2 separate regions of the Homo sapiens genome follow, and region 2 is linked to region 1. The links are chromatin loops, found by intact Hi-C in ENCODE. Cell type or tissue: PC-3. All regions are shown on one strand. Links, peaks and the distances in the headings refer to the core of each region. The heading gives the core; the rest is flanking DNA.

Region 1 (4,499 bases), core at 142-4,141:
ATAAAAAGAATAGGATCATGTCCTTTGAGGGACAGGGATGGAGCTGAAAGCCATTATCCTTAGCAAACTAATGCAGGAACAGAAAACCAAATACTACATGTTGTCACTTGTAAATGGGAGGTGCACAATGAGAACACATGGACACAGGGAGGGGAACAACACACACTGGGGCCTTTTGGTGGGCAGGGGGAGGGAGAGCATCAGGATAAATATAGCTAATGCATGCAGGGCTTAGTACCTAGGTGATGGGTTGATAGGCAAACCACCATGGCACATGTTTACCTATGTAACAAACCTGCACATCCTGCACGTGTATCCTGGAACTTTAAATTAAATTTAAAAAAAGAAAAATATGCATATAATAATGTACTACATTCATTTATACATCACTGCATAGTAACTTTAACTTCCATACCTGCATTTTGTCTGCACTACTGGGTAATTTCACAAACCCTTGCCAATCGACAGCTAGAAAGAACTTCAGACAAAAAAAAACTACAACGACTCAGAGTAAACCTTCTAATATGCCAAGCAATAAACAGTAGTTATCAGAAGACATAATCCAAGTTGGAGACACCATTTTCCTCCAAAACATATCCATACTATCAATTTTAGCTAAACATTTCCTAGAGCCATTCAGGGTCACAGATGTAACCAACCACCTAATATTCAGCCTAGAGTTGTTTATGTTCAGTCAGATTTAGCCCCCTTCTCTTTTTCTGCTGATCCCTACTTCTCTCATTAAGTTCTCACCCCATTCTCCAATCCCAGAAGCTAACAAATTCTCAAAAACTCCATGGCCAGCTCTGAAATTGATGATAATGGGAATCAATCAGTTTTCTAAAACCAGAAAGTGCTAAAATACATGTGCAACTTTTATTGGCTTAAAATCTGGCTTCAGCTACCCAAATCTATGCCTTTAAGTTAAAACTTAAGGATGACATATTTCAGGTAGCAGAAGAAGGAGGTGCAGTCAATGTCGCCAAAGGCTTTTGTTGTTTGTTGTGTTTTTACTATACCTTTTTATTTTTTATTTTTTTTTGGGAGACAGAGCCTCACTCTGTCGCCCAGGCTGGATTGCAGTGGCGCGATCTTGGCTTACTGCAACCTCTGCCTCCTGGGTTCAAGCGATTCTTCTGCCTCAGTCTCCCGAGTAGCTGGGACTATAGGTGCTGCCACCACCCCCGGCTAATTTTTGTATTTTCAGTAGAGATTGGGTTTCACCATATTGGTTGGCCAGGCTGGTCTCGAACTCCTGACCTCGTGATCTGCCCGCCTCAGCCTCCCAAAATGCTGGGATTACAGGCGTGAGCCACCGTGTCCGGCCTGTTTTTACTATATCTTAATATGCATACATTCAGTGAAAATGATACATATTTTAATTCATTCACATTAGAATTTTTTAGATGTGTAAAAATTATAGAAAATGTTGGAAGCAAGATAAATAACCAAAGTTTTAACAATTTTGTTAAAATATTAAGTTTTTATCATTCTTACATCAATCACTTTAAGAAAATACAAGACTACTCTTTTAAATGGAAGAAAAGTATCTGCTTGAGGACTTCAACTTTAATCTGGGGTTTTCAAACACTGATATGGTTGCATGGCCTTTTAAAAGCCTTTGGGCACAAAACTGATAAAATGTGGTTTTACTTATTGGCATGCCTGTGCAACAAAGCATTTGAGAGGCATGACTGACAGGCCGGAAGTATGTATGAGGGAAAACCTATGCTTATGTCTGCTTCAGTGACTTTTTTAGCCACACCCTACTTGTAAATTGTAAACTGTCATTCAGAGTAGCATAGTGATGTTTCAAACAAGTCAGGTTATAATACCTCTACTTCTTTTGTCTTAATGCCCAGAGGTGAATTCAGAAAATGTTCCTATGTTTTGGCTCGTAAAAGCATCCATCTGGAAAATACTAAATAACAAACCCTAATAGTAAAGAGCATTGCAAAGATTTATGACACTATGCATACATGTAAATTGTATATTTAAACATCATAATTAGCTAACTCAGCCTTCATTGTAGTTCAGCACGTATTTCAGGTTGAGGACAAAGAAAAGCATTCTATTGTTTTGTGTCAGGTTTTAAGCCATATTTTAAAACATACTATTAACCCTATATACTGAATTAAAATTGCAATTAATAACAAAAACTTCATTGGAGATTTTTAGTATCTAAAAAGAACTATAGAACAATCTGTATTTTCGCTAGCTGCAGTGGCTCACACCTGTAATCCCAGCACTTTGGGAGGCCGAGGTGGGCAGATCATGAGGTCAAGAGATCAAGACCATCCTGGCCAACCAACATGGTGAAACCCTGTCTCTACTAAAAAAATACAAAAATTAGCTGGGCGTAGTGTCGCACGCCTTTAGTCCCAGCTACTCAGGAGGCTGATGGAGGAGAATCGCTTGAACCCGGGAGGCGGAGGTTGCAATGAGCCGAGATAGGGCCACTGCACTCCAGCCTGGGTAACAGAGCGAGGCTCCGTCTCAAATAATAATAATAATAAAATAAATAAATAAAAGAACAATCTGTATTTTAAAGCATGCTGTATTTTATGAGAAACATCCAATTTAACTTTAAGATATTAAACAGAAACACATATATGTTCCCATCATACTTTTCTTACAACTGTACAGTTCTGAACTGAAATAAGGCATGAAAACAAATATTAGTTTGACTTTTATTAATAGTGCTAATATCCCTTCCTGAATATAAGATAACGCTATCATATTTCTAATAAAAGTAATATATATTCATTTGTAAAATTCATACAGTACAGGAAAGCATAATATATTCAATAAAAATGCCCCATAATCCCCTCCTTCACTGACCAGAAACTTTACTTAAAACAAAATAATTTTTGTGGTCTAAATTTCAATAAGGGTAGTAATTCAAATGTATAGCTTTTAGATAAGTATTAAAGGTTTTAATCCATTTACCATAAATTATCAAATTGAATTCTCATTAGTACTCAAATTTTAAGGTAAAGAGCATTCTGTATAACTGCTCAGTAAATTAGTACTCAATAATGATACTTCAAATTTTTCATTTCTGAAGGATATCTCCACAGAGGCAACCTTAAGGGGACAACCTTAAATAGCCTAATCTTTATCAAGGAGTTCAATTGTGGGATTCTTGGGTTTTTCTTTTTGAGGTGGACCAAACTGCAAAATGATGTCTCAGGAACCCCATTTATCTGACAACTAAGAAAAGATAAACACCTGTAAGTCGATGTTTAAAGCCCAAACTAGTTTTGAAGTAACAAGAAAGAGAAAGCTAATAGTTCAAATTTCAGTCGCTTTTCATCTAAACCCATCAATGTGTGCACTGGTCCATTAATTATGTGGCTCAGCACAAAATGATATGTTAGTCTTCCCTTTTACTCTAAGATGACAGCTGAGAGGTAAAGTTTTAGTTCAGGAGAAAGAAAGCTATTTCAAATACTTTATTTGTTGGTCTCAAGAATGTACCTAAATCATGAATGAAAATGAAAAATTTTCCTAATTGAGGATCAAACCAATTATTTCTTTGATCACTCTGTTAGAACCTAAATAATACTAAGGTCAAGGATTTAAAACTCATGATACTAATACACCCAGCTTTTCCAGATTAATGAAATATTTTAAAGCAGAGGTAGGCAATTTATTTTTCTGTAAAGGGCCAGATAGTATTTTAGGTTTTGTGGGCCACACAGTTTCTGTCACAACTACTTGACTCTGCCCTTGTAGTCCAAAAGCAGCCATAGATGATAGATAAATGAATAATCAAGGCTGAGTTCAATAAAACTGAATTTATGGACATAAATATAAATTCTATATAACATTGACAGATCTCAGAAAATTCTTTTGATGTTTTTCCAACCATTAAAAAGTAAAAACCATTCTTACCTCAAAAGTTAAAGACTAACAGGCATCAGCCTGGATTTTGTCTGAACTTAGTTTGGTGAACCCTGTTCTAACAGATTGTTTTGGTTCTTGATTTATAGACTGTACCTATGCTTCAAAGGAAAAACGTATCACTGAGGTATTTTTTTAAATTTTGTTTAAAGTATTTGATAGGTTCAAGAATCCTACCAATTGCCAGAATAATTATTGGAAGTAATGCCATTTAAAATATTTCTTTCAGGTGAACCCAATTCAGTGTCTTTAGACCACATTTTCATTATAGTAGTCCTTAGTAGAAAACATCAGTTTTCAGTATAAAACCTTTTGTTCCATTTACTTCATTAAAAAATTTCCTAAGCTAATAAATTTTTAGGAAAAAAATTAAGTTTGGCCATGTTCTACATTAACTATTTTATTTATTTTTTTTTAGTTTTTTTTTTATTAAACTTTAAGTAAGTTCTAGGGTACATGTACCCAATGTGCAGATTTGTTACATATGTATCATGTGCCATGTTGGTGTGCTGCACCCATTAACTCATCATTTACATTAGGTATGTCTCCTAATGCTATCCCTCTCCCCTCCCCCAATACCACGACAGGCCCTG
Region 2 (4,499 bases), core at 279-4,278, 63 kb before region 1:
CTAACATATTCATACTTTATACAGCTACCTGCCCATTTGTCACTTAGTAGCCATCTTAGTTATTATATCAACTGTAAAACTATTACAGTGCTTGTGTTCAAGTTACCTTTAGTTTGCCAAATTATGGCCCCAAAGCTCAAAAGTAGTAATTCTGACAATTCGGATATACCAAAGAGAAACCTTTTTAAAGTGCTTAATTTAAAAGAAAATGTGCAAGTTCTCAACATAATAAGGAAAGATTAAAAAATCATATGCTGAGGTTGCTAAGATATATGGTTAGAACATTTTCTGTCCATGAAATTGTGAAGAAGGAAAAATAAAACCATGCACAGTATATATAGGATTCAGTATTATCCATGCTTTCAGGCATCCACTGGGGACCCCCCACAGGTAAGGGGGGACTACTTTATGCATGTTTAAGTTATAACCATCTGCTTTCAAATAATATACCACTTCATGGATAGTGTAAGAACATGACAACAGTATATATTCATTCCTCCTATCTTCTGTGCTATTGTTATTAATTTCACTTTTATATATAATACATGCCATAATACATTGAAACTGTTTTTGCTCCTAGTTTTTAATGTAAAAAAAAAAGTCTTTTATATGTACCCATGTATTTACCATTTTGGTACTCTTCATTCCTTTATATCATTCCAAGTATCTATCCGATATATTTTCTTTTTTGACTGAATAACCTTGTTTAGTATTTTTGTTGCACTGGCCTTTACTGATAAATCCTCTCAGCTTTGTATCACCTTCATTCCTCATTAGAATTCCTCATTGTTCTCTAAGTTACTCCTAAGATACAGGAGCAAACAGAATCGAAACAACACAACTACCTCGTTGGTCATAATATACAGCACTGCCCTAGCACTGTTTAGAACCTTAGTGCCAGTGATACGGAATTACAGACAAAAAGTCACAACCCTAATTCCAAAGTACTCAAAATGTTACAGATTTTGAAGCATTTTGGATTTTTAGATTTGGGATGCTGTGCTTGTCCTGAGCGTGTTATTGTATTGGAGAAAGAGCTAGAACAGAGGTTGGCAAACTTTTTTTGTAAAGGCCAGATAGTAAATACTTCAGGCTCTGCAGGCCACAGTCTCTGTCACAACTATTCAACTCTGCCACTGCAGCTCAGAAACAGCCATCGGCAATATGTAAACAAATAAGTATGGCTACGTTCTAATAAAACTTTATTTACAAGAACTGGTCATAGGCTGTATTTGGCTCACAGGCTGCGCTTTATCAACATATATACAATGTTTATAGAATGTTTGAATAATTATACAAATATTAATCCTACTTGTAAAATTATAAAAGCATTCCAAAAGCTGGGTGTGGTGGCATGCACCTGTAATCCTAGTGACGCAAGGGGCTTCAGGCAGGCGGATTGCTTGAGCCCAGGCCTTTGAGGCCAGCCTGGGCAATATAGCAAAACCTCTTAAAAAAAAATTCTAAGATTTCTTTGCAGTTCTTTTCTTTGTAAATGCATCCCACAAGCGATTAAAAAACATTTATATTTTAAAGTGACTTGAAATCATGTTCTTCATAAAGTTATGCCACAAATTTGATACACAGTCAGGCCACTATATCTGTTAGTTCCCCATCCATGGATTCCACCAACCATGGATCAAAAACATTCAGAAAAAAAAATTCCACGAAATTCCAAAAAGCAAAACTTCAATTTTTCCCAAGCCAAACGCTATGTTGAATCCACATTAAAGAAATAATGTGTAGGAATTATAGTAAGTGTTATAAGTAATCAAGAGATGATTTAAAGTGTTTTGGGAATATGTGTGTAGGTTATGTGGAAATGCCAGGCCATTTTATATAAAGGACATGAATATCAGTAGATTTTGGTATTCTTGGGGGTGGGGGAAGTCATGAGACAAATCCCTCATTAATACTGAGGGACCACTATACTACTAAGTTCATTTAGTTAATTTTGCTTCTGATTATTGAGAACTGCCTTTCACTTTTATTTATTTTATAATTATGTAAAAATGTATATGGCTGTAAAGTAACATCATCAAAAAAATTACATTCAGAGAGATCCAATTTTAATCTATGTTTTATAAATCAGTTGGCTGTAAAGATGTAGATTTCTTTCTGAGTTCTCTATTCTGTTCCATCGATCTATGTGTCTGTTTGTTTGTTTATTTATTTATGAGACAGAGTCTCGCTCTGTCGCCCAGGCTGGAGTGCAGTGGCGCGATCTCGGCTCACTGCAACCTCTGCCTCCCAGGTTCAAGCAATTCTCTTGCCTCAGCCTCCTGAGTAGCTGGGACTACAGGTACGCACCACCACGCCCAGCTAATTTTTGTATTTTTAGTAGAGACAGGGTTTCACCATGTTGGCCAGGCTGGTCTTGAACTCCTAACCTCATGATCCACCTGCCTCAGCCTCCCAAAGTGCTGGGATTACAGGCGTGAGCCACTGCGCCCGAGCCCATGTCTGTTTTTATACCAGTTCCATGCTTTTTGGGTTACCATAACTTTGTATTATATTTTAGTAGCGTGCCTTCAGCTTTGGTCTTTTTGCTCACATTGCTTTGGTATTTAGAGTTGTTTGTGGTTCTATAATACTTTTAGGATTATTTTATCTATTTCTGTGAAGAATGTCATTGATATTTTGATAAGGATTGCAGTGAATCTGTAGATTGCTTTGGGTGGTATGGTTCATTTTATTTTTTTTTTATTTCAATAGGTTTTAGGGAAACAGGTTGTGTTTGGTTACATGAATAAGTTCTTTAGTGGTGATTTCTGAGATTTTGGTGCACCCATCACCCAAGTAGTGTCCATTATACCCAATTTGAAGTCTTTTATCATTCACCGCACCCCCACCATTTTCTCTGAGTCTCCAAAGTCCATTGTATCATTCTTACAATATTGTGTCGTCATAGCTTAGCTCCCACTTGTGAGTGAGAACATACGATGTTTAGTTTTCCATTCCTGAGTTACTTCACTTAGAATAATAGTCTCCAATTCCATCCAGGTTGCTGCAAATGCCATTATTCAATTCCTTTTTATGGCTGAGTAGTATTCCATAGTATATATATATCACATTTTCTTTATCCGCTCGTTGATTGGTATTTGGACTGGTTCCATATTTTTGCAATTGCAAATTTTGCTACTATAAACATGCAGGTGCAAGTATCTTTTTTGTATAATGACTTCTTTTCCTCTGAGCAGATCCCAGTAGTGGGATTTCTGGATCAAATGGTAGTTCTACTTTTAGTTCTTCACAGAATCTCCACACTGTTTTCCACAGTGGTTGTACTAGTTTACATTCCCACCAACAGTGTAAAAGTGTTCCCTTTTCACCACATCCACACCAACATTTTTTTAAAAAATTCTTTTATTATGGCCATTCTTGCAGAAGTAAAGTGGTATCACATTGTGGTTTTGATTTGCGTTACCCTGATAATTAGTGATGTTAAGCATTTTCCCATATGCTTGTTGGCCATTTGTTTATCTTCTTTTGAGAATTGTCTATTCATGTCCTTAGCCTACTTTTTTTATGGGATTGTTGGGTTTTTTTTTCTTGCTGATTTGAGTTCTTTGTAGATTCTGGATATTAGTCCTTCGTTAGATGTATAGATTGTGAAGATTTTCTCCCTTTCTGTGGGTTGTCTGTTAACTCTGCTGATTATTTCTTTTCCAGTGCAGAAAAACTTTTTTAGTTTAATTAAGTCCCATCTACTTATCTTTGTTTTTGTTTCATTTGCTTTTGGGTTGTAGTCATGAAGTCTTTGCCTAAGCCACTGTCTAGAAGGGTTTCTCTGATGTTATCTTCTAGAATTTTTATAGTTTCAGGTCTTAGATTTAAGACTTCAATCCATCTTGAGTTGATTTTTGTATAAAGTAAGAGATGATAATCCAGTTTCATTTTCTGCATGTAGCTAGCCAATTATCCCAGCACCATTTATTGAAACGGGTGTCCTTTCCTCACTTTATGTATTTGTTTGCTTTGTTGAAGATCAGTTAGCTGTAAATATTTGCCTTTATTTCTGGGTTATTTATTCTGTTCCATTGGTCTATGTGCCTATTTTTATACCAGTACCATGCTGTTTTGGTGACTGTAGTCTTAGGGTATGGTTTGAAGTTGGGTAATGTGATGCTTCCAGATTTGTTCTTTTTGCTTTGTCTTGCTTTGGCTCTGTGGGCTTGATATGGTTTGGCTGTGTCCCCACCCAAATCTCAACTTGAATTGTATCTCCCAGAATTCCCACGTGTTGTGGGAGGGACCCATGGGGAGGTAATTGAATCATGGGGGTCGGTCTGTCTCATGCTATTCTTGTGATAGTGAATAAGTCTCACAAGATCTGATGGGTTTATCAGTGGTTTCCGTTTTTGCTTCTTCCTCATTTTTTCTCTTGCCTCGGCCATGTAAGAAGTGCCTTTCACCTCCTGTCATGATTCTGAGGCCTCCCCAGCCATATGGAGCTGTAAGTCCAATTAAACTTCTTTTTGTTCCCACTTTTGGGTATG

The links. A loop is a pair of places that touch in the nucleus more often than their neighbours do. Peaks named below come from ENCODE experiments on the same cell type or tissue, not always from the same donor. Only the 100,000 strongest peaks of a DNase experiment are listed, where the experiment ranks them.
Region 2: it touches region 1 in a loop (2.6-fold over the local background); 1 of 110 quality-filtered maps calls a loop at or near these places.

What each region holds. Positions count from the first base shown.
Region 1 is chr2:63,216,547-63,221,045 of GRCh38, reverse strand. The region is part of intron 14 of WDPCP (WD repeat containing planar cell polarity effector); the gene reads left to right. Among named protein-coding and RNA genes, the nearest start is that of OTX1, 170 kb to the right of the region's middle. RefSeq lists a silencer at 1,706-1,906. In PC-3, for the core only: no CTCF peak of the experiment used is centred there; a DNase peak (open chromatin) is centred at 1,715; H3K27ac peaks cover 612 bases.
Region 2 is chr2:63,280,183-63,284,681 of GRCh38, reverse strand. The region is part of intron 13 of WDPCP (WD repeat containing planar cell polarity effector); the gene reads left to right. Among named protein-coding and RNA genes, the nearest start is that of OTX1, 230 kb to the right of the region's middle. In PC-3, for the core only: no CTCF peak of the experiment used is centred there; no DNase peak of the experiment used is centred there.